6 separate regions of the Homo sapiens genome follow, and all the other regions are linked to region 2. The links are chromatin contacts, found by Hi-C or POLR2A ChIA-PET in ENCODE. All regions are on one chromosome and are shown on one strand. Each heading gives the region's core, a stretch centred on a gene start or an enhancer-like site at or near the end of the contact. The rest is flanking DNA. Distances are from core to core; before and after follow the strand shown. Region 1 holds the start of ANO8 (anoctamin 8). Region 2 holds the start of FCHO1 (FCH and mu domain containing endocytic adaptor 1). Region 3 holds the start of IFI30 (IFI30 lysosomal thiol reductase). Region 4 has its middle 13 kb from the start of ARRDC2. Region 5 holds the start of PIK3R2 (phosphoinositide-3-kinase regulatory subunit 2). Region 6 holds the start of BABAM1 (BRISC and BRCA1 A complex member 1).

Region 1 (3,212 bases), core at 440-2,939, 420 kb after region 2:
ATATTTTTATTTACTTTATTATTTTATTTTATTTTATTTTTGAGACAGGGTCTCACTCTGTCGCCCAGGCTGGAGTGCAGTGGCGCGATCACGGCTCTTGCAACCTCCAACTTTTGGGCTCAAGGGATCCGCCCGCCTCAGCCTCCTGAGTAGCTGGAACCACAGGCGCGAGCCACCATGCCAGTCTAACTTTTCGGTGTTTCTTTTTGTTTGTTGTTTTTGTTTGTTTGTTTTGTTTTCGTTTTTTTGGTGGAGACGGGGATCTCACTACGTTGCCCAAGCTTTTTTTTTTTTTTTTTTTTTTTTTTGAGACGGGGTCTCGCTCTGTCGCCCAGGCTGGAGTTCAGTGGCGCGATCTAGACTCACTGCAACCTCCGCCTCCCAGGTTCAAGCGATTCTCCTGCCTCAGACTCCCAAGTAGCTGGGACTACAGGCGTGCGCCACCATGCCTGGCTAATTTTTTGTATTTTTAATAGAGACAGGGTTTGGCCATGTTGGTCAGGCTGGTCTCGAACTCCTTGCCTCAGGTGATCTACCCGCCTTGGCCTCCCAAAATGCTGGGATTACAGGCGTGAGCCACTGCGCCCGGCCGAGGCTTTAATATTTTAAGTTGTAAAATAGGAACAAATGATGACATATTTATATTTCATCTGCCATTCTCTAGTTGTTACATCTGTAACAAGCTAGTTATTACATCTGTAACAAGCTAGTTGTTACATCTGTAACAAGCGTACAGCAAGCGCCTACTGTGTGCTCGCATTGAGAACCAGACCTGGCCCCTCGTTCCTACCCTCGCTGGGCTTTCAGTCTAACAGACTGAGCTACTCAGAATAGTCAGGGGTTGGCCAAATGCCAGGTAAAACCCAGGTCGCCCAGCTAAATGTGAATTTCAAATAAACAATGAATAATTTTTTAGTACTAGTATGTCCCATGTAGACATAGGACATAGAAACATTTATGTATGTATGTATATATATGTATTTGAGACAGGGTCTCGTTCTGTCGCCCAGGATGCAGTGCAGTGGGTGTGATCTCAGCTCACTGCAGCCTTGACCTCCTGAGCACAAGCGATTCTCCTGCCTCAGCCTCCCAAGTAGCTGGGATTACAGGTGCGCCCCGCCCAGCTAACATTTATTCTTTTATCTGAAATTTACATTTAACTAGACGGACTGTATTTTTATTTGCTAAACTTGACAACTCTATGGGATCCTCTCCGAGGTTACATCCTGAAGGGAGTCGGTGTTAACCGGACGAAGAGTGCATGAGGAGTGTTCTAGGCAGCCAAATGGTGCGTGCAAAGTTCCTAAGCAGGGCTTGCTGTAATTATGTATCACAGCCCTACTGGGGTGGTTGAAGTTATTGTCACCAGGAATCTTCCCCAACCGGCCCGCCCCTCCCACGTCCTCCCTTAGTCAACTTACGCCCATCTCACATTCCAAACAGCGTCTCCAGGGTCCGGAGTTTGCAGATGGGGAAACTGAGGCTCCGAGGCGGGGACCAGAAGAAAGCATGGGTGGGGACAAGTTGGAGAATGCACCATCAGTGCGGGCGGGGACCAGCAGCAGGGAGCGAGGTAGGCGGGCGAGAAGGAAACCCAGAAAACAACACGGGCGGAGACGCGAACCAAAGAACTAGGCGGGCGAACTCAGCTGAGAACCCTAGAGTGACGTGCATCGGGCCGGGAAGGAGAATCGAGGTTCGGCTCGGGCGGGGACGAGAAGCAGCGCTCGGGCGAGCGAGGACCGAGGCCGGCGCGGGCGGGCGCGGCCTTTGTCTCCTCCTCCCGCGCGCTCCGCGGCTGCACCGGCCCCATGAGCCCGCGGCTCCCCGTCGCCCGGGCCGTCCGTAGCCCCTGACCTGACCTGTCCTCGCCATGGCCGAGGCCGCCTCCGGCGCCGGGGGCACGTCCCTGGAGGGCGAGCGTGGCAAGAGGCCCCCGCCGGAGGGCGAGCCTGCAGCCCCGGCGTCCGGAGTTCTGGGTATGTGTGCGGCGGCTGGACCAGACAGGGTTGCAGGTGCCTGGGGAGCCCGCGTCAACTACACGGGGAGGAGGATCAGGGTCAAACGTAACCTGGCGTGGTGTCTGGACGAGGGGCCGGCTCCTCCCGGCACTGCGGCTGCGGCCCGGCGGGCGGGGCTGGGACGGTGCTTCGGGCTGGGGTCCCGGCGCGGAGACGCGGACACGCCCCTCCGAGAGCCCCAGGCTTGGGCTGCGCCCTGCCACCCCCGGGCTGCGGGATCGCGGCGGGCCAGGGATGTGCTTGAGAGAGCCTCTCCGCGAAGAATACAGAATCATACGGTCCTGGGTTCAAATCCCAGCTTGACTGTGTGACCTTGGGCGCGTGACTTAAACGCTCTGGGCCTCAGTTTCCTCACCTGTGAAATGGGGGTAAGAACCGCACCTAGTCCCTGGGGCTGCTGCAAGGACGGCGCTGTCATAATGTGGTGAAGCGCTCAGGGCTGCTAGTGAGCGCCCCATCGATTGTGGTTTTGGAGGCGGAGCTGGGCCTCAAGAATGAGTAAGATTTGTAAGGGAGGATCTGGGGGGAAGGGCATTTCTGGAGGAAGGCCTGGCTGGTACAAGGACGTGGAGGGAGGAAAATAAGCCAAGCCCAGAGCTCCCGGGGCCTTGAATGCCAGGTGGAGTGGTGAGGAGCCCTGGCGGGGGCAGGAGGAGCCAAGACTGGAGGCCGGGTCCGGATCCCAGAGTGGCCTGACCCGGGCCTGCTACGCCGCCCCCTAGATAAGCTTTTCGGAAAGCGGCTCCTGCAGGCTGGTCGCTACCTGGTGTCCCACAAGGCGTGGATGAAGACGGTGCCTACAGAGAACTGCGACGTGCTGATGACCTTCCCAGGTACCCAAGCCCGCCCGCCCGCCCGCCCAGTGCCCAGATGCGGCTCTCCTGAGCTCGGCTTCCCAGAACGGGAATACGTAGGAGGCCTTGGGCCCCCTCGTGGCAGGAGCCATCGGTCCCTGTGCCCCTTGGCAGACACGACCGATGACCACACGCTGCTATGGCTGCTGAACCACATCCGCGTGGGCATTCCCGAGCTCATCGTGCAAGTCCGCCACCACCGCCACACGCGTGCCTACGCCTTCTTTGTCACCGCCACGTATGAGAGGCGAGTCCCCTGTCCCTGGCCTCTCGCTGAGCCTGCCACCCGACTCCCCGCTCTACCAAGTGCCAACCATGCTATCCAGCCGCCCTGCGT
Region 2 (3,377 bases), core at 11-2,510:
GTAGAGACTAGGTCTCACTAGTGTGGCCCAGGCCAGTCTCGAACTCCTGAGCTCAAGCCATCCTCCTGCCTGGGACCCCCAAAGTGCTGGGATTACAGCCATGAGCCACAACCCCTGGCCTTAATTTTTGTATTAATTTTTGTATTAATGTTAAACCAAGTAAAATTAAATACAATTGGCTGGGCGCAGTGGCTCACGCCTGTAATCCCAGCACTTTGGGAGGCCGAGGTGGGTGGATCACTTGAGGTCAGGAGTTCGAGACCTGCCTGGCCAACATGGTGAAACCCCATCTCTACCAAAAAATATAAAAATCAGCAGGGCGTGGTGGCACACACCTGTAGTCCCAGCTACTTGGGAGGATGAGGCAGGAGAATCACTTGAACCTGGGAGGCGGAGGTTGTAGTGAGCCAAGATTGCCCCACTGCACTCCAACCTGGTTGAAAGAGTGAGATTCTGTCTTAAAAAAATAATAATTAAATACATACATACATACATACATACATACATACAATTATATGCCCAGCTCCTCAGCTGTGCCAGCCTCTCTTCCAAGGCTCAGTAGCTACATGGGGCTGATGGCTGCTGTATTGGATGGCCAACATTGTTCTAGAAGATCCCAGGAACCAAGGAGCCCAAGTTCCCCAGAAACCAAGAATCTCACTACTGTTTTCACAGTTTCAATTAGATTGCCTCACCCCACCTCTGGCAGACAGATACACATGGAGCACCAGTATGTGTGCGACCCTGTACCCAACTATTCACACGCATCTGCTCATCCAATCTTCATGCCATGCCCTCAGAGGCAACCCCAACTTTATGAAGGAAACCGAGGCACAGAGAGATCAATCATTGGTCCCGGCTGACTGTGATTTTGCCCCTGGTCTGTCTGCCAATGACCTCCTGTTTGAAACCATCACGCGTGGCTCTCTGGGTTTCCAAGCTCCCCTTGCCGCCCCCCTAACCCAAACCACCACTCACAGCTGGAATGGGGGACGGGGGGCAGGGCAACGGGTGGCCCCATGCAGGCTTTGGCCAGCCCAGGAAGTGACACCTGCTACTTCTCCTGAAACCCAGGCTCCGGGCAGGGGGGCCTCCCCTCTGTTCCTGAGGGGGGCCAAGGCGAGATGATGGGTATCTACTGGCCAGGGCTCAAACTCACCGGACAGGGTAGCGAGTGGGATGGGGCCCCTGTCTGACGGGGCAGGCGCCAGGAGACAGCCACGAGGCCACTTCCGTCAGCACCAAGTTGGAGGCTTGTGTGCATGGGTTGGGGGGGGGACAGGAAGCTCACCCCGCCCCGCCTACCATCCAACCGCCACCTTTCCTCCCCCGCCCGATCAGCACCCATGGGACCTCCCTGGAACCACACAGGCCATGGGTGAGTAAACAAGAGGCGCTTGAACCTGGAGCCCCCCGGCCTGAACCTGGAGCTGTTCTTACCGAACAAATATTAATCATGGCAATTGGGAAATAACTGAGCACCAACCCTGGCCCAGGCATTCAACATCTTGCCATCCTGAGGTAGGCCGATACCCACTTCACAGACTGGGCAAACTGAGGCTCAGAGAGGGAAATGCGCTCAGAAAGGGGAAGACATGGCCAGGCGCGGTGGCTCACGCCTGTAATCCCAGCACTTTGAGAGGCCAAGGTGGGTGGATCACGAGGTCAAGAGGTTGACACTATCCTGGCCAACACGGTGAAACCCCGTCTCTACTAAAAATACAAAAATTAGCTGGGCGTGGTGGCCCATGCCTGTAGTCCCAGCTACTCAGGAGGCTGAGGCAGGAGAATCACTTGAACCCGGGAGGTGGAGGTTGCAGTGAGCCAGAGGTTGCAGTGAGCCGAGATTGCGCCACTGCACTCCAGCCTGGCGACAGAGCGAGACTCCATCTCAAAAAAAAAAAAAAAAGAAAAGAAAGGGGAAGACATTTTTGCATTCATGAGCGCTTTCCTTCACTACAAAAGAAATTTAAAATTATATTTTAGGTGGTGGCTGATGCCTGGAATCCCAGCACTTTGGGAGGCCGAGGCAGGTGGATTGCTTGAGCCCAGGAGTGCGAGAACAGCCTGGGCAACATGGTAAAACCCCGTCTCTACTAAAAATACAAAAGTTAGCTGGGTGGGGTGGCATATGCCTGTAATCCCAGCTACTCGGGAGGCTGAGGCAGGAGAATCGCTTGAACCCAGGAGATGGAGGTTGCAGTGAGCGGAGATCGAGCCACTGCACTCCAGCCTGGGTGACAGAGAGAGACTCTGTCTCAAAAACAAAACAAAACAAAACTGTATTTTACAACTACATTGACATAAAGACAAATATATTAATATTATACACAAAAATGTTTCCTTCAACCCAAGAGTTCATTTTTTTCCCTTTGGATTTTAAAAGAAGTGAAAACATCAACCTAGGGACCCCTAAAAGCACTGTGAGCCTGAGACACTGGGCATTTTGGGTCTGATGGAGAAGTCAGCCCTGCTAGAACCCAAGTCTCCCAGCCTGTACAGTACCAGCACAAAGCCCAGAGATGGCCGGAGACTTGCCCAAGGTTACACAGCACATTGCCAGCTGACTCAGAGGTCCCCATCCTGCCTTCCCGGCACCAAGTCTTGCAAACCTGGGGCTGAGACATGTGAGCAGCCCCAGAACAGATAAAACAAAGCAGGAACCACATCAGCAACAAAGGCAAGACCCGAGCTCCCATCCTGGGAATCGAGTGGTGCCTGGCTGGGTGTCCGGAGCCGCTGACGTCTTGCCTGATGACCTTGGGCCACTCCTGACCTTCCACGATCTGGCTTCCAGGATCCTGGGAAACAGGATCTCACATTTCCCTCTCTCTTGGACCCCAGTGTATGTACAGTAGGGCCAGTAGCAAGGGTTTTCTCATCCTTCCCACGGACCAGTCACTTGGTTCAAGCAGGTACCATGCTGTTTCAATGACCCACTATGTCATGTCTCCCCTCTTGGCCTCGCCACCTGGGCTGCGATCACAGACAATCTGGCTTGATTCTCGTCACCACACCTCAAGGCAGTATCTTATCTCAACCAGCACCACGATGGGGAAACTGAGACACGTGCCCCAGGTCACACAGTGACTCGGGCCACCAAGTGGGAATCTGAGCCAGGGATTCTCAGAAATTTTCTGTCCTCCCCATGGGTCCCCTCCCTCTTCCTCACTTCATTTGGCAAACATCTATTGAATGCCTACTGTGTACCCAACTTTCCCAGGTGCTGGAGTCTCCTCAGGCAATGCCTTTGATAGACTCCCCCTTCCCCTCCCTCCTCCTGGTCAGCTGTGACCCGATTTAAAGAGCACTAATACTGTCATTAATATTATAATAATCATGTCTGTATTTACAGAGCTTCCTCCTCCCACAGACTC
Region 3 (3,474 bases), core at 491-2,990, 420 kb before region 2:
TGACACCCTCTCGTAATAATCACCAGTACCCACCCAGGAGATAGGGAATAAAGATGTGATTAAATGGGAGCACACGAGGCAGAAGACAGAGCTGGCATCCTCGTATTTGCCTCCTGTACGTGGGACAGTTTTCCCCCACCCCAGTGTGGGGCCCTGGGGCCGCTCACCTCCACCTTGTTGAATTTGCACTCCTCTTCTCCATGCTGGCACTTGAACTCCCACCTGCCACTGACATTTTGTTCCTGCAAGGCAGCAGGGTGAGAGCCTGCTGGTAGGCTGGGTCCCCTGCTCCCCTGCCCACGTGCCTCAGTTTCCCCAGCGCCCACACACCTGTGCGTTTCCGTAGGGCACCAGCGTGACATTGAGGATCTCCATGACCAACAGCCATGTTGGGAAGAGCTCCCGGATCAGGAAGGCTCGGCAGCCACCGCACAGTGCTTCATAGTAGAGGGTCACATTGACAAGCGGTGCATTGGACTTCTTCAGGGGCCCCCGCAGGTATAGATTGCCTGTCTGTGGATTAGGAAGGCGTGGGAGGCAGGTGTAGCCCTGGGCAGTTCCCCACTTCTCTCAACCCCACTTGGTAGTCTTGTAGAAAGGGGGCTGTGATACGCAATTCATCTTGCACGCCTTCCAGAACTTGCCAGGTGGAATCTTGACTTTGAGACTTTTTTTTTTTTTTTTGAGATGGAGTCTCACTGTCGCTAGGCTGGTGTGCTGCGGCACGATCTCGGCTCACTGCAACACCCGACTCCCTGGTTCAAGCAATTGTCCTGCCTCAGCCTCCTGAGTAGCTGGGATTATAGGCACATGCCACCACACCCAGCTAATTTTTGTATTTTTAGTAGAGACAGGGTTTCTCCATGTAGGCCAGAATGGTCTCGAACTCCTGACCTCGTGATCTGCCTGCCTCAGACTTCCAAAGTGTTGGGATTACAGGCATGAGCCACCGCCTCCGGCCTTGGCCCATGCTCATTTCTTGTCACTTCACCTGGAGACCTTGCCTCTGAGCTGAGCAAGGGATCCACGTGAACCCTTTCCAAGTCCGACTGAATAGAGGCGGCACCTAATAGGTGCTGACTTCCGGCTTCAGCTGAGGGGTGGCGGGTGGCCCATGTCGCTGGAGCGGTGAGCAAGTCGCTCAGCCTCTAGGGCATCTGCCTAATAGGTCCCAAAGACACGCGAGCCCTGCCCTGGCTGGAATGAATGCATCAAGGGTAGCAGCAAGAATGCATGCCGGCGGCCCTTGGCCAGCTGCTGAACTTGTGCCCTGGGCCACAAAAGGAGACCCCAGCTCCTGCCCCAAAAGTACACAGTAGGCGCTCATTGAACCCTTGGGCGGGACTAGGCGGGTGGAGGCAGCTGCGCCTCTCAGATGCGGGATGCGAAAGCGAAACGGCACGGAGGGAGTGTGGCCGCAGCGCCGGGAACTGAACAGGGTTTTTCCAGGAACCCGGCAGGGACAGCGTCCCCTCGGGGCCCTGGTCTTCCCCTGTGAAGTCTGGGGAGAAAGAAGGAGCCGCGTGCCCCGACAGGGCGCCTGTTCCCTCCAGCCTGCCCGCCCTGTCGCCGTCCCTACCTTGTAGTTAACTGGTGGCCCATTCCCAAAGAAGTCTAACGCTTGCAGAGGGGACGCCTGCACCGCCGCCGTGGGGACGTCCAGCAGCAGCAGCAGCGGTGGCAGGAACAGCAGAAGTGGCGACAGGGTCATCGCAGCAGGGGCAAAGGTGTGGCGACTGCAGCGGCTGCCTGGGAAATAAGCGCCTTTAACCAGGCGGCGGTCCCGCCCCTAACCCGGGCCCGCCTCCCGATGCCCACGCCCCTCGGGTCCCGGGCCAGCGTCTCTCCCTCCTCCACTCCTTCCTCTGAGTGTCCCACCCCCACCCCTGCCAGGTGCTGGGTCCCCAGTCACGAGGCCATTGGGCCCCTTGGCAATCAGCCCTGCCCAGGCACGTGAGCCCTGGCGCAAGACTACCTTTAGGGGAGGTGAGGTGGGGCCTTTGAGACAGACACAGGCTGAGAGGAATGGTGGTGTCTCCACGCACCCCTAGACCTTCTAGGGGCGGCTAGGGGACTTGAGGCCCGAGACCCACTCTCAGAGTGGGCCTGTGACCTAACAGGGGTGACGTCGGATGGAGGCTGGGGATGGGATGGAGGCCGGGGTTTTGGGGGAGTAACTGAAATATTCAGGCCCCCGAGAGTGGGCAAGGCCTGTGTGGCCAGGTCTCCTCCCTCCAGTCTCGCCCGTGACCTCCCTCACACCCAACCCCCACATCCTGCCCCTCAACCCTTCCCCCCTCAAACTCCTGACCCCGACGCTCCAGACCCCTCACCGTGGTCCCGTGGGACTGACTCAGGCTTGACCACAGCCACGCCGGAAAGCAGAAGCTGGCGCAGGGAGTGGCGTGTCATTTCTCTAGGGTACCCACCCAGCCCCACTTCTGGCTTGGGGTGAAGAGAACTGGCCTTCCTTCTTTTCATCGTTCAAGGCTTGTGGGGGGTGGGGGGCAACCTGGCCTTCAAGGGACGCCCATGGGGGAGAGAGGCAGCCTGTGCTGTCTGGGATAGGGGTGGGGTGGCTTGGAGTCCACCTGGCTTTGGATTTGAGTGACAGAGCCTCAGCTTTCCCTTCTGTGTAATGGGGAGAAGGATAAGGTTTGGGGAACAAGAGTCACCATGGAGGGCTCAGAGGCAGGTGGGGGAGAGTTGTCCCAGGCTGGGGCTTCTGGATGGCATGGTCAGGCCTTGGTGCCTACACAGGACAGTGGCCCCAACAGTGAAGGCAGAGAGAATAGCCTGGAAAAAAGGCCCAGATGGAGGCTGGAGTGTTGGGGGAATAACTGAGACATTCCAACCCTGCCAGGCCTTACATTCAGGGCAAGACACATCGGATCCTAGGGAAGAAAATGTCCCACACCCAGCTGGAAGATATACCTGAGTCCCCAGCTGTGCCCCCCTCTAGTTGTGGGGAAGACCCTGGCCACACACACAGTAGCTGGTTTGGGAGCCGGAGCTTCTCTGAAGTCCCAGTGGCTGGATGGTCCCCGAGCCCATCCCTCAGACGACCAAACCGTTGGCAAAGGCTCCCCAAGACTCACCACCCCAACTTTGGTGCTTACCCTATGCCGGGTGGGATTGAAGAAATAACCATAAATATAATTGCTACAATTTTTCCAGTAGTTACCAGGCACCAGCCCTATTGGAAGAAATCATAAATGTAACCCTACAATGTATTGCTCTCTGGCTTGGTGCCAGGCATAGAGTGGGCCTACAACCCATTTTATCATTGAACCCTCAGAAGCATCCAGTTGGGGCTGGGGGTAGGTGCTACTGACTCCAGCTGGTAACAAATAAATGGCTGATCAGAGAGGGAAGGCTATTTTGCCAAGGACACACAGCCAGTGGTTGAGTGTTTTTAGAGACCACACGGGATATTCTCTTCCACCCCCAGCTCAGCATAGCTGGGATCATAAA
Region 4 (3,458 bases), core at 191-2,690, 270 kb before region 2:
CAGCTTGGCCAACATGGTGAAACCCCGTCTCTACTAAAAATACAAAAAATTAGGTGGGCGTGGTGGCGTGCGCCTGTAATCCCAGCTACTCAGGAGACTGAGACAGGAGAATCGCTTGAACCCGGGAGGCGGAGGTTGCAGTGAGCCAAGATTGCGCCACTGCACTCCAGCCTGGGCAACAAGAGCAAAACTCCGTCTCAATAAACAAATAAACACATTTGCAGATGCCTCTCTATGCTCCAGCCCCATGGGGCCACTGGGGTGGCTGAGGACACGCCTAGCTCCCACCTGCCTGCTGTGGTTGCACAGGCTGTTCCCTCTGCTTGAAATGCCTTTCCCTAGTTCCTCTTCATCCATCAAAGCCCCAGCTCCAATGTCCTCTCTTTCTGCAAGGCCTCTCAGGACCCTCCAGCCTTCAGCCTTCCCTCTGGTTCCACCCTGACTCCACAGGGATCTGAGGTTGTGTGAGTCCTGCTCTGATCTTCACCAGTGTCCTTGGGACTCTGATCCACTGCCATCATCATGCGTCCAAGATGGTTTTCCTTACTTCTAGGCCTTCTTCCAGGGAGTCTCCAAACTCGTAGCATGATTGGCTCAGGCAGGATCACGTGCCCAGCCCTGACCCAATCCCTGTGCCTGTGATAACAAAAGGCTCCAATTGGCCAAGTGTGGTCACATGACCACACAGGAAACCAGGAAGTGGATCTGGGTCTCAGAAAGTGGGGCAGGGAGCCGGGCACTGTGGCTCACGCCTGTAATCCCAGCACTTTGGCAGGCCGAGGTGGGCAGATCACCTGAGGTCAGGAGTTTGAGACCAGCCTGGCCAACATGGTGAAACCCCATCTCTACTAAAAATACAAAAATTACCTGGGCATAGGGACAGGCGCCGGTAATCCCAGCTACTTGGGAGGCTGAGGCAGGAGGCGGAGATTGCAGTCAGCTGAGATCATGCCACTGCATTCCAGCCTGACGGACAGAGTGAGACCCTGTCTCCAAAAAAAAAAAAAAAAAAAAGGGCAGGGCAGGTAGACATTCCTCCAGACCCCTGTGTTAAGGACTTAGGGATCCCCTTGCCTGTACCATCTTGGCTGGTGGGCCTTGGCGAAGTCACTTGTTCCCTGTGTCTCAGTTTCCCCACTTGTCAATCAGGCCCAGCAGGGTTGAAGTGTTGGAGCACAGGGGGATCCATCCCCTCTCTGATCATTCTTGGGCTGAGTCCTTTTTACCCCGCACCCACGCCCTCATCTTTTATTGTTGTTTTCTGTGGATCCTCCCAGATCGGGCCGCGCAGTCCACCCAGCCCAGCGTGGCAGGCACTGATGGCCACCGGCTGAGTCACCATTTCCTCCTGGCCCCTTGCCCGGGCCCAGTGCTTTCTGGGGACTTTCCTGAACATCAAAAACAAGGTGGGGGGTGGGGGGGTGACTCCCGGGTGAGGGAAGCTAGGGCAGACACGCGTGTGTTTGGATAGGTTTGTGCATACCCTGGCGTGGGTTCAAAGCCCATGTCTGGGCCCCACCTGTAGGATCCAGGCCATAACCGCATCCTCCTAGGAGTTGGGGTACTCCACATGTGAGCACCTGGTGAACACTCTGTGCCCGGCTGCTTGTGCCCGAGTTCACTGGCTGGTGTTTCTATGTTGCTGACAGGCTTATGTGTGTGCGTGTGTGTTTGCACGTGTGTGTGTACATCATGACTGCCCTGTGCCTGGAGCCCAGCGACAGAGAGGCCCAGCCCCTCGCTCAAAAGGTGCATCTGAACTCCAGCCGCCCCTGCCCCTCAATGCACCCAGCTCCTCGCTCAGAAAGGTGGATCTGGTGGAGATAACTCCCTGGGCCAAGGCAGGGGGGCTTGGGAAATCCTGCTGCATTAGGGTGCAGGGGTGGCGGAGGCAGGGTGAGGCAGAGGTGGGGTGGTCAGAACTGTGGATCCACATGGATGAGCCTGGGCGGGCTGAGCTTTGGGAGGAATAGATGTCAATTGTAAAAACCTTCACTAAGCCACCTACTGTGTGTTCAGGGTGCTGGGACACAGTGGGGACCTGGTGTAATAGACACCACATCAACAAACAAGTGAATATGTAACCCCAGGGACATGGGGAGGACCAGGAAATTAAATGCACTGGGGCAGCAGGAGGGGAATTTGGGGTGCCCGGGCCTAGGGACAGAGGGGACTTGCTGAGAAGGTGATGTGAGGTCTCAGATGTGCAGGCGGAGGAGGTCTTGGGGAGATCTAGGGAGACAGAGTGCCAGGTGGAAGGTATGGCTGGTGCAAAGGCCCTGAGGTGGGCACGAACTGGCAGAGGGGCTTTGGCTTCATTCAGGAAGGTCTAACCCCACAGCAGGATGGGGAGCCATCAGGAGGTTGTGCTGGTGGGGCCACCAGGACAAGCTGTCCTGTAACTGGAGCTCAGCAGGAATGCGTCCCCCTCCCACCCCCACCCCCACCCCATCTCTGGCGCTCTTTGCTTGGGACAGAATGTGCTGGGAGGAGAGGCTGGCGGTGGCCGCGCCTGGTGGCTGGAGCGGGGAGGCTGGAGGATTCCTGAACAGTGGCCCGGCTGGGCTGGGCTCCCTGCCAGCGTGGGTGGGAAAACAAGCAGCGGGCGCCCTGACTGCTTGTCACCCCTTGTCCCCCAGCTGGCCGGGCCAGGGCAGGAGGCAGAGATGGTGAGAGAGTCAGGGACCCAAAGAGACAGAGAGATGGTAGCCAAGAGAGATAGTGAGAGAATCAGAGGCAGAGGGAGACAGAGACAGGGAGAAAGAGACAGAAGTACAGAGGCAATAAGACTGAGAGACAGAGACAGAGACAGTAAGCAAGACAGATATTGAGAGAGAGACAGAGATGGGAAAGAAAAGATGGTGAGAGTCAGAATGAAACAGACAGAGACACTGAGAGATAGAGACCTAGCATTTGACTCTGCATGGGGGACACGTCTGACTCTAGGAGGTCTTGGGAGCAAGTGCAAGGGATGACACCTCCACCCCCATCAGAATCTTCATCTGAGCTGGGCATGGTGGCTCACGCCTGTAATCCCAGCACTTTGGGAGGCCAAGATGGGCAGATCACCTGAGGTCAGAAGTTCAAGACCAGCCTGGGCAACATGGTGAAACCCTGTCTCTACTAAAAATACAAAAATTAGCTGGGCGTGGTGATGGGTGCCTGTAATCCCAGCTAGTCAGGAGGCCAAGGCATGAGAATTGCTTGAACTCGGGTGGCAGAGTTTGCAGTGAGCCGAGATCGAGGCTTTCCACTCCAGCTTGGACAATGCTGTCTCAAAAAAAAAAAGAAAAGAAAAAAAAAAGAAAAAGGCCGGGCGTGGTGGCTCATGCCTGTAATCTCAGCACTTTGGGAGGCCGAGGTGGGCAGATCACGAGGTCAGGAGATCGAGACCATCCTGGCGAACACTGTGAAACCCCGTCTCTACTAAAAATACAAAAAAAAAATTAGCCAGGCGT
Region 5 (3,736 bases), core at 295-2,794, 400 kb before region 2:
AGGAAGCCAGGACTTACACCTAGATCTGCCGACTTGGCCCAGTTGGACATGAGGGGGCAGCAGCCAGGTGGCCAGATACCTAGGGCAGGGAGGACGCAATGGAGGCCACTCCGGGTGCTTTGGGAGCTCCATAGAGGGGTCAGGCCAGCTGAACTAAGAGGTAGGGAACAAAGTCCAGGAAGAGGCCTCTACACAAGCAAAGGCCTCGAGGTGAGTCCAAGCAAATGGACCTCCAGTCTCTGCAGAGGAGGAGTGAGTGGGCTGGCAGGTAGCTCCAGCCTGGGGCCCAGAGTAGGCACAAAATGCAGATGGGGAGGTGCTTAGAAGGAACCTTAGCCCCAGGCAGGGACAGGGAGCCAGGAGAAGGTGGGGGTACTGCAGCTGAGGAGGAGGGGAGGCTGCCGGCAGCAGGGCATTGATTATTCCCCAGGAGTCCCAGCCTGGGGAGGCGGAGATAGGCACACATTCCCAGCCTAGCCCTGCGGGTTCAGACGCCCTGTGATGGACAGGGCTAGGGTCGGGGGATGGACGTGCTGTTCTAGAGAATGGATCATCACAGCGGATAGGAAGGCGCGACAGGCAGACGGAACGGCACATGCAAAGCCTTGGCAGTGGGTTAAGTTGCTTGTCAAGGATTCAGGGTGGCTATAAGGATAGGTGCTATCCACCAAGAGGCCCGAGTGTCAGGTGGAGGCTCTGAGCATCCTTCAGTCACGGGGAACCCCAAGAGGTGTCCGAGCAGGGCGGAGGGGCGCCACATTCTCGGGTGCCCAATTTACCCATTCCTAGGCCTCTGTTACCCTCATTCTACAGGTGGGGAAACTGAGGCCCCGAGAGGGGATGCCCAGAAAACCGCCTGGATCTGCCTGCCAGCCCGCCCCCACGCCCCGGTGTGCGCGCCCCGGGAGCAGCGCTCCCCGAATCCGGGAGGCGGGAGGGGCGGGGCAGGCAGGGCTGGGGGCTCCGCGGGTGAAGGCAGGGCCTGAGCGCTCACACAGACGCGCACTTGGGTCTGCGTGGACCCGGCCACCCGGCTAGGGGACCGGAAGTGGGTTCGACCCCCGGCCCTCCCGCACCCCATTCTGCCCCGCACAATGCCTGGGCGCCCCTCGGTACTATTCGAAGCCCCATTCCAGGCAGGGCCTCCCTTCATTTGGGGCCTCGGCTCCAGTCCGGTATCTTGGACGCGGGGAGTCTCTCCCCATTCTGCCCCGACCGTCCCAAGGAGGCTGCACCGCTGCGGAGCCGAGCCCGAGGCCCCCCCTTGCCTGCGGCCCCCCCAGTTCCCGCGGGGCCCGACGCAGCCTGGCGCTTGCGTTCTGGCTTCCACCGGGGCCCGGCACTGCCCCCGGGCGCCCCGCATTTAAGCACACTCCCAGCCGCCCCCGCCACGAGGGCCAGTCAGGACTCACCTGGTCGCGGCCGCCACCGCCGCCGCAGCCGCCGTCACACCAAGCCAAGCCCGCCCCGTGGCTCCACCGCGGCCACCGTCGCCGCAGCCGCGGGATCCCCGCCTCCGCCGCCGCCACGGTTCCGAGCGGCCTGGCCCGCCCCCGGCGGAAATGCCCGAGCGCATTCGAGCCGGGCGGATGAACCGAGGCCGAGGCGGAGCCTGAGGTAAGGGGGCACCCGAGTGTTTCCGGAAGTAGCCGAACGTAATCCCGCGGGACTGGTGGACTAGAGGGTGCCCCCGAGACAGCCGAGCGTTTCCAGAGGTAGCCGAGTGCAATCGGGTCGGCGAGGGATCCGAGACTGGGCTCGGCTGGGCTTAGAGACGCCCGAGCGCTTTCGGAAATGGCCGAACACTCTCTACGGCCGCACTGGCACAACTGAGGCTGATCCCCAAGACCGCGGAGCGTTTCTGGAAATAACCGAATGTGCTCAGTGCCCAATGGAGGCCTTGGGAGTTTAGACCCAGAGGCGACCGCCAGCTTATGGGAATTACTGAAGCATAGATGGTTCCAGGGGACAAATGAGGCGTTCTCAAGCTCAGCAAACAGGGGGCAGTAGAGTGGGGAAAGGGCCTGCCGCAAAAAGCAGAAGTCGGAGAAAGCCAGGGTTGAAGGAGTTTCCATGGCAACCCAGAGCGTCCGGAAACAGCCAACGATCTCGACCCCTACGGGCACTAGAATTTAGCGGACTTGAGCCTAGATGCCGACGGTTTCCGGAAATAGCCGAACGCACTCGGAGATGGGGCTGTAGCCAAGAGTGTTTGCATGCCGGCTGAGCGCCCCGGAAGTAACGGATTGCTCTAGGGCTGGGCCGGGTTCGGCTAGAGGGAGTTTTATGGCAGAGCGCAAGCTAAGACCAGGATAGAAAGGACGCGACGATTGCTTATTTTGTTATTATTTTTTGAGACGGAGTTTCGCTCTTGTTGCCCAGGCTGGAGTGCAATGGCGCTATCTCGGCTCGCCGCAACCTCCACCTCCCGAGTTCAAGCGATTCTCCTGCCTCAGCCTCCCGAGCAGCTGGGATTACAGGCATGCGCCACCACGCCCGGCTAATTTTGTATTTTTAGTAGAGACGGGGTTTCTCCATGTTGGTCAGGGTGGTTTGGAACTCCCGACCTCAGGAGATCCGCCCGCCTTGGCCTTCCAAAGTGCTGGGATTACAGGCGTGAGCCACCGCGCCCCGCCGCTTATTTATTTTATTAACATAGCCCAGGGCGCCCAGGAGGTCGAGGCTGCAATGTGCCGTGATTGCGCCACTGTACTCCAACCTGGGTTACAGAGCGAGACCTTGTCTCAAAAACATAAAAATAAAAAACATAGCTCAGGGCCCAGATGTCTGGAGGAAGCTTTTAAAGGCAGGGCTATGATGGAGTACTCGCAGGGAGAGGGTAGCAGGAGGCTGGTACCAGCGATGGCATCAGGAAGAATCTCAACAGCGAACTGCTATGCAGTCCTCAAAACCCACTTGCAATGACTTTGAGCCATGGGTCTATTTCACTCCGCTCCCCTCCCCACTCTTCCCTTCCTCCTTTCTCAGCCCCTCACAAATCCAGACGTTGGAGCTCATCTTTGTAAATACGGGCTTTTATTCACTGCCAGCTCCAGGATGGAAGGAGGGGGTGAATCATGCACAGCCTTGGTCTACCCTCCAACACTAGGCAGTGCTGGACAGGGGACTCAGAAAGGGAAGCAGAGTGGGCTGTTGATGTCTGGAAAGCTCCCTCACCAGAGTGCCCAGTGGGTCACACAGCATCATGGGGGATGAGCTGGGGCTGGAGTCGGCTGTATCTGACACCAGACCCTCCATTCAAGCTCCCTTGATGACAACGCCCACAACAGGGTCTGGCTGATGCTCCGTTCTGCCACGACTCCTGCTGGGTGATCGTGGGACAGGTCTCCGCCCCTCGCTGGGGTCTCAGCTGCTTTGTCTGTAAAATGGAGGTGATGACACCACCTCCAGCCTTCTCAAGGCTGGCTGAGGGAGAAGCCACGTAAAAGCGCTTGGCACACAGTAGGTGCTTAATAAACAGTCAATGGGATTAGTCTTGTAAACACAAGGAAACTGAGGCACAGAGTGGGAAAGCCATTTTCCCAGAGCCACACAGTGAAGCTGAAATTCAAACTTGAGCCTCGACTGGGTTTTCTGGCTTGAACTTCATCCCAGAGAGGCTCTGACATATGGAGGGAACCCCTAACAGGTGTTTCAGACACATCACGGCCAAGGGCTTACTCTGCTGGGCCTCAAACACACGGCATCTTGTCCAGGGTAGACTGGACAAGGCCAG
Region 6 (3,299 bases), core at 1-2,500, 480 kb after region 2:
CTTTGGGAGGCCGAGGCAGGTGGATCACCTGAGGTTGGAAGTTCGAGACCAGCCTGACCAACATGGAGAAACCCCGTCTCAACTAAAAATACAAAATTAGCCGGGCGTGGTGGCGCATGCGGATAATCCCAGCTACTCGGGAGGCTGAGGCAGGAGAATCGCTTGAACCCGGGAGGGGAGGCTGCGGTGAGCCGAGATCCCGCCACTGCACTCCATCCTGGGCAAAAAGAGCGAAACTCCGTCTCAAAAAAAAAAAAAAAAAAAAGATTGGTTACTAAGAAGGAAGAGGGGCGATGAGCCGCTTACTGATGATGAGTCACTCCTCTTAGGGAGTCACTTTCCTCAGCTGCAGAATGGCTGCCTTTTACACCTCTCAGCCGAGCAGCCACTCCGACATAAGATAACAGTCCCCCCTCTTTTTTCCTCTTTTTTTTTTTAACGTAGTGCTAGCCCCATGCCCCTACTCGGCCAGTGAGCACATCCCAGCTCTCTGGCCACTGAAAATGGCTCAGGGATGGGCACATGACCCAAATCAGGCCATTGAGTGGCAGCTCTGCAACTTCTAGCAGTGTCATCAAGGAAAAGAGACTCTCATTAGAGTTGCAGAGCTGGTAGAATAAAGTTGAGAGCTGTGAGGGGCCCCTTTTGCCTCGGTAAAAAGCGAAATGGTCTCCACCGAGAAAACTGCAGATCGAATTCTGACCACCTGGACCCAGCTCCTGTTAGACCCAATCTATAAGCCACCAACTTCCTTTTCTTCCTTAAGCCAGATTGAGTAGGGTTTTCTGTTACCTAAAACTGAAAATGTCTTGGTGAATAAGGGAATAATAACCTCTAGGACACCCTCGTCCCTAGCGGGTGTCTGCATGAGGGAGAAGCAAAATATTAGTACTGTGGTTCCCCTTGGAGAGAAACAGGACGCGAATGGAGCAGTTTGTCTATCTGGGAAATAGGCACGGGCTTCCCAAGATGGTCTTTGAGCGCCTTGCAGTCCCCACACCTCTAAGAAAAACAAGGCTTTAGCGGCAGCAAGAAGGATGGAGGCTACACTGCAGGAGAAACCAGAAATAAAGGCGGAAGCCCCAGGAAAGGCGAGGAGCTGGATCTCTTGGGGCAAAGGGAGCTGGGCCCCTAGGAACGGGCCCCACACGCTTTCACCACCCACCTTCGGCTCACCGTAGCCTGAACCTCCTTCTAAATCAGCCGCCGACTCACTAGGAAGCCGCCATCTTTACAGCCGGAAGTTGTACGGCGCAGCCCCGACGCCTCCTGGGAAATGTAGTTCAGCGGGCTGCAGAACAAGCAGAGACAGAAACTGGTTGAGGCTAGAAAGAACTTGGAAACTGATAGGCTGAAACTGGGTTGGGGGTGGGGTTTGGAGTGAGAGCTGCCTGGAGCTGGGTGCGGCGGGACCTGGAATGTGATTGGCTACACTGGAGCAAAGTATGAAATGTGATTGGATTAAAAAAATTAGTGAATTTTTGTTTTTGGCCGAATCAGACTACAATAGTCAGTGCTTCTACCGTGATAGGCTGAAACGTGGAATAGAGGTGGAGCTTGCAATGTGATAGGCTAAGAGGGACGGAGAAGGCCGATTTAGGGAAAGAGGAGGAGCTGATTGGTGATTGGTGGAGCTGGCCTGAGCCTCCATGTGGGGCAGGTATTCCCATGTGGGTGTGGCCTGAGCATCCAGGGCCCTTCCCAATTACTTAATTCTTGTTCCTTATTTTACATATATTTGCATGAATCAAAAAATACTTACTCTGGTCTTATTGGGTCACTGTAGGTGGAGCGAAGCTAAGTCGGGCCTATTTCAAGCCTACCTCTTTTTTCATGGCTTTTTTTTTTCTTATTTTTAGAGACAGGGTATCGCTCTGTCGCCCAAACTAGACTGCAGTCACGCGATCATGGCTAGTCACTACAGCCAAGCGATCGCTCAAGTAGCTGGGACTACAGGCGAGGACCACCGCATCAGACTACCCTAGGCTTCCTTCCTTTTTTTTTTATTTTTATTTTTTAGATGGAGTCTCACTCTGTCGCCCAGGCTGCCGTTGTCTTCTTAGTGCACACTTCCCCCTTAGCCCCAGAAGTATTTATTTATTTATTTTTATTTTTTTGAGACAAGAGTCTTGCTCTGTCGCCCAGGCTGGAGTGCAGTGGCTCAATCTCGGCTCACTGCAACCTCCACCTCCAGGGATCGAGCAATTCTCCTGCCTCAGCCTCCCAAGTAGCTGGGATTACAGGCATGCACCACCAGGCCCGGCTGAGATATATATAGTATTTTTAGTAGAGCTGGGTTTTTGTTGTGTTTTTTTTTTTCGTTTTTGTTTTTGTTTTTTTGAGATGGAGTCTCGCTGTGTCACCTAGAGCGGCTCTTTGAAGGCTCTAAGCCTTTGCCCAGGAAGTTCCTTCTGCCTGGAATGCTGTTCCTCCTGTTGCTTTTCTGGCAAGTTCTTTATGCTTCAAAGCTCACCTTACACAGCCCCTCCGGCTATTCTCGAATTAGAGCCTGGCCAATGTGGCCGGCTTCTTTGACCCTCAAAAAAAAAAAAACAACTGAGGAGTTGGGGGCAGTGGCTCACACCTATAATCCCAGCATTTTGGGAGGCTGAGGTGGGTGGATCACGAGGTCAGGAGTTAGAGATCAGCCTGGCCAATATGGTGAAACCCCGTCTCTACTAAAAATACAAAAAATTAGCTGGGTGTGGTGGCGCGCACCTATAATCACAGCTACTCAGAAGGCTGAGGCAGAAGAATTGCTTGAACCCAGGAGGTGGAGGTTGCAGTGAGCCGAGATCGCACCACTGCACTCCAGCCTGCGTGGCAGAACAAGATTCCATCTAATAAAATAAAATAAATAAATAAACTGAGGCTTCAAGTGGCTCTTAAATGTTTCTGGGGCTGGTGGGGTCGGTGGCTCATGCCTGTAATCCCAACACTTTGGGAGGCTGAGGTGAGTGGATCACCTGAGGTCAGGAGTTTAAGACCAGCCTCGCCAACATGGGAAAAACCCATCCCTAGCCGGGTGCGGTGGCTCACGCCTGTAATCCCAGCACTTTGGGAGGCCGAGGCTGGCAGATCACTTGAGGTCAGGAGTTCGAGACCAGCCTGGTCAGCATGGTGAAACCCTGTCTCTACTAAAAATACAAAAATTAGCTGGGCATTGTGGTGGGCACTTGTAATCCCAGCTACTCGGGAGGCTGAGGCAGGAGAATTTCTTGAACCCAGGAGGTGGAGGTTGCAATGAGCCAAGGTTGCGCCACTGCACTCTAGCCTAGGCGACAGAGCAAGACTCCATC

Evidence for each region. A loop is a pair of places that touch in the nucleus more often than their neighbours do. ChIA-PET counts read pairs that join two places held with the same protein, here RNA polymerase II (POLR2A). Pooled maps may share reads with other maps.
Region 1: a pooled map shows a loop between it and region 2 (11-fold over the local background). The contact joins the promoter of ANO8 here to the promoter of FCHO1 in region 2. A Hi-C loop is called at or near these places in 2 of 37 single-sample maps with no recorded cell type and 10 of 50 pooled maps. POLR2A ChIA-PET finds 5 or more read pairs at or near these places in 2 of 52 experiments (SK-N-SH and activated naive CD8-positive, alpha-beta T cell).
Region 3: a pooled map shows a loop between it and region 2 (6-fold over the local background). The contact joins the promoter of IFI30 here to the promoter of FCHO1 in region 2. A Hi-C loop is called at or near these places in 9 of 37 single-sample maps with no recorded cell type and 4 of 50 pooled maps. POLR2A ChIA-PET finds 5 or more read pairs at or near these places in 2 of 52 experiments (B cell and activated B cell).
Region 4: a map with no recorded cell type shows a loop between it and region 2 (18-fold over the local background). The contact joins the enhancer-like site here to the promoter of FCHO1 in region 2. A Hi-C loop is called at or near these places in 1 of 37 single-sample maps with no recorded cell type and 2 of 50 pooled maps. POLR2A ChIA-PET finds 5 or more read pairs at or near these places in 4 of 52 experiments (B cell, Caco-2, MCF 10A and 1 more).
Region 5: a loop to region 2 is called in a pooled map, with 6 times the contacts of the local background. The contact joins the promoter of PIK3R2 here to the promoter of FCHO1 in region 2. A Hi-C loop is called at or near these places in 1 of 168 maps with a recorded cell type or tissue (CD8-positive, alpha-beta T cell), 3 of 37 single-sample maps with no recorded cell type and 7 of 50 pooled maps. POLR2A ChIA-PET finds 5 or more read pairs at or near these places in 1 of 52 experiments (activated CD4-positive, alpha-beta T cell).
Region 6: a pooled map shows a loop between it and region 2 (5-fold over the local background). The contact joins the promoter of BABAM1 here to the promoter of FCHO1 in region 2. A Hi-C loop is called at or near these places in 6 of 50 pooled maps. POLR2A ChIA-PET finds 5 or more read pairs at or near these places in 3 of 52 experiments (BJ, HEK293 and OCI-LY7).

Annotation. Positions count from the first base shown.
Region 1 is chr19:17,333,332-17,336,543 of GRCh38, reverse strand. ANO8 (anoctamin 8) reads left to right here and starts at 1,689. Exons shown (of 18, transcript NM_020959.3): 1 at 1,689-1,979; 2 at 2,744-2,854; 3 at 2,990-3,122. The coding sequence starts at 1,874. It also overlaps a transcript of GTPBP3 not described here. RefSeq lists an enhancer at 1-22 and a silencer at 1,747-2,186.
Region 2 is chr19:17,749,360-17,752,736 of GRCh38, reverse strand. It overlaps FCHO1 (FCH and mu domain containing endocytic adaptor 1), which reads right to left and starts at 1,260. Exons shown (of 29, transcript NM_015122.3): 1 at 1,160-1,260. It overlaps FCHO1-AS1 (FCHO1 antisense RNA 1), which reads left to right and starts at 1,340. Exons shown (of 5, transcript XR_007067152.1): 1 at 1,340-1,521; 2 at 1,987-2,079; 3 at 3,374-3,377.
Region 3 is chr19:18,172,079-18,175,552 of GRCh38, reverse strand. It overlaps IFI30 (IFI30 lysosomal thiol reductase), which reads right to left and starts at 1,740. Exons shown (of 7, transcript NM_006332.5): 1 at 1,580-1,740; 2 at 331-513; 3 at 168-242. The coding sequence starts at 1,711. RefSeq lists enhancers at 513-1,178, 1,306-1,375 and a silencer at 1,686-1,995.
Region 4 is chr19:18,019,498-18,022,955 of GRCh38, reverse strand. No RefSeq gene overlaps it. Among named protein-coding and RNA genes, the nearest start is that of ARRDC2, 13 kb to the right of the region's middle. RefSeq lists enhancers at 219-768, 1,243-1,292. Within about 2 kb of position 1,440, at least 36 of the 41 ENCODE cell types and tissues checked have a DNase peak (open chromatin) inside an H3K27ac peak, as active enhancers do; they include B cell, where a contact is called at or near this core.
Region 5 is chr19:18,150,971-18,154,706 of GRCh38, reverse strand. PIK3R2 (phosphoinositide-3-kinase regulatory subunit 2) reads right to left here and starts at 1,544. Exons shown (of 16, transcript NM_005027.4): 1 at 1,413-1,544. MAST3 (microtubule associated serine/threonine kinase 3) reads right to left here. Exons shown (of 28, transcript NM_001393504.1): 28 at 3,020-3,736. RefSeq lists silencers at 674-893, 1,204-1,583 and enhancers at 1,694-1,973, 1,279-2,171, 2,714-2,793.
Region 6 is chr19:17,265,394-17,268,692 of GRCh38, reverse strand. It overlaps BABAM1 (BRISC and BRCA1 A complex member 1), which reads right to left and starts at 1,250. Exons shown (of 9, transcript NM_014173.4): 1 at 1,166-1,250. RefSeq lists enhancers at 762-1,473, 981-1,480, 1,741-2,200.